Regions from separate parts of the Homo sapiens genome. Here region 1 is linked to region 2. Evidence: read pairs that join two places in POLR2A ChIA-PET (ENCODE). Cell type or tissue: B cell. All regions are shown on one strand. Links, peaks and the distances in the headings refer to the core of each region. The heading gives the core; the rest is flanking DNA.

Region 1 (4,398 bases), core at 268-4,267, 59 kb after region 2:
TTAAAATCCATATCAACATATTTATTTGAATGGAAACTGAAGTCCTTCTGAAGAATGTAAGCCTAACGTTGCCTTTGCCAATCAGGTTGGATGGCAAACATTTTCCACAGATTCAGTGAGCTAAATCTGTTGTCTTAGGTCATCAAAGTTTTGACATAAAATATATTGAAAACATGTGAGAAGATAAAAATAATTTTATTAAAAATTCTGAATTGGCTAAGGTACATTAAAAGAAAGAAATTTTATTTTCCCAACCCCTTTGAATATCTCTTACTTTAGAAAATGCCTTTGAGCCAAAAATAACATATATATTTAATAACCATTTGATAAGTCTTGGCAAGCCTTTCTTGGAGAAAACCCTGATACCTGGATAAAAACCTCTTTGCAAGCCAGGTGGTTTCCAACTCTTTTCATCTAACAAAATTGAAGACAAGCTTAATCAAGCTGTCATTTGCTAGAACATGAAAAATAATGTTATGATAGATCGCTAGGTGATTTTTGACATAAAATTTAGAACGAGTTGAAAGGATTGACTGATTTTTGTTTCAGCAAACCTTTTCTGTCCCCATTTATTCACATAAGCAAGATTTCTTAGCCCTTACATTTATAAAATGAAAACAAAAATGATGTCAAATCATTTTCATATTATTAATAAATACTATTCATGGATAGACATATGAACTAATTTTAAAAACAAAGCACATTCATCTCATAAAGAGATGCACTCCCAACAAAAATTTTCTTTTATGTTTAATAATTTTCTATCAAAAGTGTCAGCATGTTGATCTGTTTTGATCAACTGTGTATTAGCAATTGTAATGGCAGAAAATGTTAATTAGAGCATTATGAGCACATAAAGTAAAAAGTGTTCAATGTATATACACAATTGTGCAGATCATATGATGTGGTGATCTATAAAAGATTTTTAAGCATAGAATGATACTACATTTGGATAAATTTATGTGGAGTAGGTAGAATAGAATTAGCAGGGGACAAAGTGAAATTTTTGACTGCTAAAAGCAACTTCTTGTTCAGATCTTTTAAAACCATACACTTATGAGTATCACACTTCTAGGGCAGCAGTCCTCAACCTTTTTGACACCAGGGACCAGTTTGGTGGAAGACAATTTTTCTGTGAATGGGGGGAGGGGATAGTTTCTGGATGATTTAAGTGCATTACATTTATTGTGCACTTTATTTCTATTATTATTACATTGTAATATATAATGAAATAATTATACAACTCACCATAATGTAGAATCAGTGGGAGCCCTCAGCTTGTTTTCCTGCAACTAGACAGTTCCATCTGGGGTGATGGGAGACAGTGACAGATCATCAGGCATTAGATTCTCATAAGGAACTTGCAACCTACATCCCTCGCATGCACAGTTCACAATAGGGGTAGCACTCCTATGAGAATCTAATGCCTGATTCTGTACTTCTGGAATCAGGAATAAAATGTGTCAAGCAGTACATAATTTTACAAAATCTTTTTTTTTTTTTTTTTTTTTTGTGACAGAGTCTTGCTCTGTCGCCCAGGCTGGAGTGCAGTGGTGCGATCTCAGCTCACTGCAACCTCTGCCTCCCCAGTTCAAGCCACTCTCCTGCCTCAGCCTTCTGAGTGGCTGGGACTACAGGTGCACGCCACCACGCCTAGCTAACTTCTTTTTTTTTTTTTTTTTGAGACAGAGTCTTGCTCTGTCACCCAGGCTGGAGTGCAGTGTCATGACCTTGGCTCCCTGCAAGCTCCGCCTCCCAGGTTCATGCCATTCTCCTGCCTCAGCCTCCCTAGTAGCTGGGACTACAGGTGCCTGCCACCACACCTAGCTAATTTTTTGTATTTTTTTTTTAGTAGAGACGGGGTTTCACCATGTTGGCCAGGATGGTCTCGATCTCCTGACCTCGTGATCCGCCCGCCTCGGCCTCCCAACTTCTTTTGTATTTTAGTAGAGATGGGGTTTCACAGTGTTGCTCAGGCTGGTATCGAACTCCTGAGCTCAGGCAATCTGCCCTCCTCTGCCTCCCAAAGTGCTAGGATTACAGGCAGGAGCCACCTCCCTCGGCCAATTTTACAAACTCTTTTAAGGCAGCAGATCAAAATGTAGTTTGAATACCACTACCATATCCCATTGTCATTCATGGAAGCTGGCCCTTCGTTTTTTATTTTTTTATTTTTTTTAAGACGGGGTCTAGTTCTGTCACCCAGGCTGAAGTTCAGTGGCATGATCATAGCACTGAAACCCTGAACTCCTGGACTCAACTGATCCTCCTGCTCCAGCTCACCTGCAATCACCACCCTGGGCTGGGACTACAGGTGTGCGCCAGGCTAATTAAAAAAAAATTTTTTTTTGGCCAGGCACCGTGGCTCATGCCTGTAATCCCAGCACTTTGGGAGGCCGAGGCAGGCGGATCATGAGGTCAAGAGGTCAAGACAATCCTGGCCAACATGGTGAAACCCTGTCTCTACTAAAAATACAAAAATTAGCTGGGCATGGTGGCGTGTGCCTGTAGTCCCAGCAACTTGGGAGGCTGAGGCAGAAGAATTGCTTGAACCCGGGAGGCAGAAGTTGCAGTGAGCCAAGATCACACCACTCACTTCAGCATGGTGACAGAGCGAGACTGTGTCTCAAATAAAAAAAAATTTTTTTTTTGTAGAGACTGGCCTTAGTGATCTTGCCTTAGCCACACAAATTGCTGGGATTATAGGTGTGAGCCATGGGGCCCTGTTGAAGCTGGACCTTTAGATGCCCCTGGACACGAGTCCCCATGTCAGTTTGCCATGCTCAACACACACATCACCCTTGTGTGCCTGGTTCCTCTTCCAGAGCTGGGGTCAGTGCCCAGGCTCCATGCTTTCCCTAGGAGGGGATGTTATTACGGCAAGCCCTTTTGGGGCTCCCCAAGAGCTGATACTGAAGGCATTCTGAGACTATGAGGACTAACCAGATAGCTGGAGAGAACCCTGGATGACACTCCACAATGGGGACTTAAGGCTTAAGTCTTCTGGTGAAATTGAAGACTATGTGACATCAAAGGCCAGAGAAGAGGTTGGGAGGATTCAGGGGCTTTGAAAACGGAACCCAGCAGCCACTGAGTTGAGGCTTTGAGGTCTGAATAAGCAAAATGATACTGTTTGTCACAATTCATTTCTTTAAAAAAGAAAGACAAAAATGTTTTTAGCATACAGAAAAATATGGAGAATATTATGGGAAGTATCCATGTTCTACTCACCATAATTGGATGTCATCATTTTGCTAAATTTGCTTCAGCTCTTCCCGATGAACTTCTAACTGTATCAGCAATATATCAGGAATGTTTTAGTTTAGGAAAACATGATATTATGGTGTGAAAGAAATTTTTAAAAATAAACACAGGCACTGCTCATCGTATCCTTGAAATTTACCAGTTTCTGGTCCTTGGTCGTGTGGGTTTCATAATAATATACAGTTGAGACTTCCTATGTTTACGTTATGACTACCTTGAAGTTTGAAATCCTTGAAGTATCATTAGTATCCTCAAGAAACTCCTTTCTAGGCTACCAGTTCAAATTTGGCTTGAAATCACTGGAGTGGCTGAAAAATAATTACAATTCCTCATGTTCACTGACATCATAAAGACTATCATTAGAGTAATTTAGACATCATCTGTTTCCAAAATTTTATCATGCGTTCCACTCACTGATCCAGACAACCACACATCTATTATCAAATAAATGTGAAAGTGGGTGTTAAGTTGAGCCTACACATGGCTTAGTTCTTTTGTCTACTTGGCATCCTCTTAGGACTTATGTGTTCAGTATGTGTGGTTGTAGTTGGCTGATATTGTGATAAGCAGATGCCATGTCCCTTTCAACAAGCGTCAAAGGATTTCATACTTGTGATCAGGACCAACAGGAAGAATTACATTTTTTATTGGCTCAGTAGATATAAATACATATTATATTTAAAAAGCATATATATATATATATATATATATATATATATGTTTTTCTTTTGGTTTCACCTGGTTGAATAGTGTCCCCCCAAAATGCATATTCACCTGGAATCTCAGAATGTGGCATTATTTGGAAATAGGGTTATTGCAGATATAATTAGTTAACATGAGGCCATACTGAAGTGGAGTGGGCCCTGAATCTAATATGACTGTTGTCCTTATAAGAAGAGGAGAAGAGACACAGTGACAGACACACACAGGGAAGAAGGCCATGTGGAGAAAAGGACAGAGATTGCAGTTACACAGCTGCAAGCCAAAGAAGACCAAGGATTGCCAGCAACCACCAGAGGCCAGGAAGAGGCAAGGAAGGGTTCTCCCTTAGAGGCTTCAGGGAGAACGTGTCCCTGCCAGCATCATCCAGTTTGTAGTATTTTGTTATGGCAGCCCTAGGACACTATATATGTA
Region 2 (4,398 bases), core at 78-4,077:
GGGGGAAATGGTTGAACATCCATGAAATGTGAGAAGTAACTGGAATTAGAGAACTCGGAACCAGCAGAAAGCATGAGAACATACATCCCAAGAATTTCCAAAAATATAAGGAAGAGCATTGAACTTCCTAGAGGATATGGAATCATGAACTTGAGTACAGTCAAGGTGAGGGTGATATTTGCATTACATAAAAGTGGTATGAGATGGGAGGCTGAGGCAGAAGAATAACTTGAGCCCGGGAGGTGGAGGTTGCAGTGATCCAAGATTGTGCGACTGCACTCCAGCTTGGGTAACAGAGGGAGACTCCATCTCAAAAAAAAAAAAAAAAAAAAAAAGTGACACGAGATAACTGTTCCAGAAGAAGTTCAAAGTGCTGTAAGACTCCCAAGAGGGGGATATGACACCAAGCGGAGTGGACAGGAGGAAGAGGAGCAGGGCTGGGTATGCTTTCTATATTAGTTCATTTCTCCTCAAATCCTTTTGCAATGAGGAAGGATACTTTAAATAAGAAACACAATTTTGGCCAGGCATGGTGGCTCACGCCTGTAATCCCAGCACTTTGGGAGGCCGAGGCAGGAGGATCACGAGGTCAGGAGTTCAAGACCAGCCTGGCCAAAACAGTGAAACCCCGTCTCTACTAAAAATACAAAAATTAGCTGGGCATGGTGGCATGTGCCTGTAGTCTTAGCTACTTGGGAGGCTGAGGCAGGAGAATCGCTTGAACCCAGGAGGTGGAGGTTGCAGTGAGCCAAGATCTCGCCACTGCACTCCAGCTTGGGCAACAGAGTGAGACTTTGTGTCAAACAAACAAACAAACAAACAAACAAAAACCACACACACACACACACACACAATTTTATTTCTCCATTACAACAACTCTGCAAGCAGATTTCATTATCACTAAGTTTTAGAATAGAAAACTGAGGCTCATAGGGGTTTGTAATTTTTCCAAGAACACATGCAAACAGAACTACAGCCAGCCCGCGTGACTGGGTCACCTCTGCTTTGTACATGCACATGGAGCTTCAGTGCCAGAGCTGGCACTGAAGTTTGGCCTTGGATTTCAGTAGGCAAAGGTAAGGTGGGAGGGGAGGACTCAGCAGGCAGAGGGAACAATCAGAGCAAAGGCAGGAAGGCAAGAACATACTAAATAAACATTTACAGAACAAAACTGGTCTCCACCCCATGCCCTCACTATAGTCTGGACCAGATGCAGGAATAGGATATAGTGCAGTTTGATAGATCCGTGGTGTATCACAGATGGCAATGGAGGGTCAGGACTCTGGAAGGTAATAGTGGTCAAGTTGTGGAAGGTTTTAAAAGATGGGAAAAGCTTATATTTGATTTAATAGACCATGTGGAAATTTTGAAGCTGTACTTTCAGAAAATTAACCTGACATTAGACTGAAGGGTAGCCCAGAACAGAGCATCTTAAACTTCATGTAATGCAGACTTCTGTATTTCTAAGTCTAACATTCTGCATTTCTAAGAAGCTCTCTAGAGATTCTGACACAAGGAAGCTGGAGTGGGCTCTTCCCGATCTCCAGCAGCCCAGATTCCAAGCCAGCAGTATGCCTGAACCACTTAGTCTCCATGTTGAGGGATGACCGTGACTGAGGGGACTGGTGACAATGTCCAGTGCTATGGAGAGCTGCAGAATATTAAGAAATGGGAACAAGCTGTTGTGTTTGCCAGTTGGGAGTCATTAGTGACCTTAGGCTAGAGAGAACAGCTTTAGTAAGAAGGTGAAGGTAGGCCAGGTGCGGTGACTCACACCTGTAATCCCAACAGTTTGGGAGGCTGAGGTGGGTGGATCACCTGAGGTCAGGAGTTTGAAACCAGTCTGGCCAACATGGGAAACCCTGTCTCTACTAAAAATAAAAAAATAAAAAATTAGCTGGTCGTGGTGGCAGGCTCCTGTCCCAGCTACTCGGGAAGCTGAGGCCGGATAATCACTTGAAATGGAGAGGGAGGTTGCAGTGAACCAAGATCACGCCATTGCACTCCAGCCTGGGTAACAAGAGCAAGACTCCATCTTAAAAAAAAAAAAAAAAAAGAAGGAAGAATAAAGGTGAAGGTAGAAGCCAGATTACAAGTAGTGAAATAAATGGTAGGTGGTGAAGGAAAGAAGCAGCAAACTTCAAGTACTTTCTGAAAATCTCAAGACAAAGAGAAAACGGAATCTTGAGCCCTCAGCAGGATTGAGGGAGGGATTCATGAATAAACTGAAGGAAATATTTGCTTTGTAGAAAAAGAAAAATTTCCCAACAGAGAGATAAGAGAAAGGAAATCTTCCATTGCTACTCACAAAGACATTTCTATTTTTGAAGGGACTTTTTCCAGCCTGCAGTAAGATTTCACTGGGCCTGGACATTGTTTTTAAAACATTTTAATGAGTTGCCGCATCTGTTTCTAAAGGGAAAGTTTTGGTTTTTCAAAAAATCCAGATTTCTATCTTTTCTTGAAAAATGGTACAGTCTAGTAACACTGGGTATACACTCCCACATGCAGCTGAATAGGAGCTCCCCCTTCAAAAGAGGAAGTCAGCCAGGCTTATTTCAATCACTGTTATTTGCCTGTCTCTACAGAAACTGCATGCTTATTTGACGTGTTTGTGTGTGTGTATATACATATACAGACAGCAATCTGTATGTGTAAATACTGGAATTCCAGGTGAAAATTCATGGTGTAGAGATATTTTATGGTGAAAGAGACACTCCTGAGCACCCCTTAAATTTTGCAATGTGGCTGGGCCTCTGCGTTGCCGAGGTATAAGTCTGTCCTCTGTTCATCCTGAGAGAGTGCCCCTCCTAGGGATACCATGAATGATGGAGCCCAGGAAGAGAGCAGCAGAGATACTTTACATTCTGTGGGATACATTAGAAAGACATCAGTGAGCCCTTCTAGCTGAAAAGCAGCAGAAGTTTTTCTGAATTCCTTGGAGCAGCTGCTGCTGTGAGCTTTCACTGGCTGCTGGCTATACAAGCTTGTCTAGACCAAGTAGTTCTCGATCTTAACTGCGCATTAGAATTACTTGGGAACCTTAAAACGTGGGTGTCCCAGAGATTCTGAATTAATTGGTTTGAGTGAGTCCTAGGTACTGCTTTTTAAGCTTGGCAGGTGATCCTAATATGTAGTCAGATTAATTGCCACTGCAATGCTTTGTGGCATTAACCCCTTCCACTCTAGGCTTTGTAGACTCCCGAGACAGCACCTTAGACATTTGGTTAGAAATTGTGCTTCTTGGTGCCCTCCTTGACCCCTGACTCCACTGTGATCACCACAGCTGCCTGCCTGGCTGCTCTTTGCACCTAGCACTTAAGCCCTCATGACTGAATTTAATGATCTGGAAATTTTATTCTCAGTTGGCAGCACTGACCATTTGGCCTAGGCTCAAAAAAGGATAATGTAGCCTCTCTCTTACTGGAGCTACAACAAAGACTCAGAAAAAACGAAGTAGAAGGACTGTATACTGAATGAAAGAAGTTTACAAAAAAGAAGTGAAACATGGGTGGGGTGACTAGTTGTCCCAAACTGACTAGGGCTGTCCTAGATTTTGCCTTTTCGATGGATTATTTTGGGGTAATCGTTTAGATTTCTTATCAGAAGATTAGGAGGCTTAGAAAAAAAGGTTATTTGTAAATGTGTTAGCTGGTGGGTTGAAAGTGGGGGATGAATTGGAAAATAAATAGTGGTTATCATCTTAGAACTCTTAGCAATGTTCCTGTGGGGTTTTTTTGTTGTTGTTGTTGTTTTTACCATCTGTAACAACTCTGTCCAGTAGAACTTTCTCAGACAGTAGAAAATTTCTGTGCTATCCAATACAGTTGTCATTAATCCCCTGTGGCAATTGAGCAGTTGAAATGTGGCTACTATGACTGAGGATCTGAATTTTTAATATTATTTCATTTTAACTAATTTAAGTGTAAATGAAAATTAGAGCCAGGTGCCATGTATCTCATCTGTAGTCCCAGCTTCTCAGGAGGCTAAGTCGGGACGCTCGCTTGAGGCTAGAGTTTGAGACCAACCTTGGCAACATAACAAGACCCTGTCTCTAAAAAATGTTTTAAAAAAGGAATAAAAAAGAAAATATCCATGTGGGTCTAGTAGCTACTTACTGAACAATAAGAGTTGCTGTTTTCTGTGTTAGACATATGTAGGGGTGACTCCTCTCCCACAGGTCCTTCACAGAGAAACGATCTCATGCATCTCTTTTGGAAGGAGCAGCCCTAGTAGCGGGCATAGCAGATTTGACAGGGCGTGGGGGGAGCGTGACTAACAATCCATCCAAACTAGGTCAGTTAGGTTCTCTCTTTAAAGAATCTGGAGGCCAAGCATAGTGGCTCATGCTGTAATCTCAGCATTTTGGGAGGCCATGGTGAGAGCATTGCTTGAGCC

The links. ChIA-PET counts read pairs that join two places held together with the same protein. Peaks named below come from ENCODE experiments on the same cell type or tissue, not always from the same donor. Only the 100,000 strongest peaks of a DNase experiment are listed, where the experiment ranks them.
Region 1: POLR2A ChIA-PET joins it to region 2 with 9 read pairs; 3 of 35 experiments call an interaction of 5 or more read pairs at or near these places.

The regions. Positions count from the first base shown.
Region 1 is chr6:139,072,863-139,077,260 of GRCh38, forward strand. No RefSeq gene overlaps it. Among named protein-coding and RNA genes, the nearest start is that of ABRACL, 46 kb to the left of the region's middle. In B cell, for the core only: no CTCF peak of the experiment used is centred there; no DNase peak of the experiment used is centred there.
Region 2 is chr6:139,014,050-139,018,447 of GRCh38, forward strand. No RefSeq gene overlaps it. Among named protein-coding and RNA genes, the nearest start is that of ABRACL, 12 kb to the right of the region's middle. In B cell, for the core only: no CTCF peak of the experiment used is centred there; a DNase peak (open chromatin) is centred at 2,552.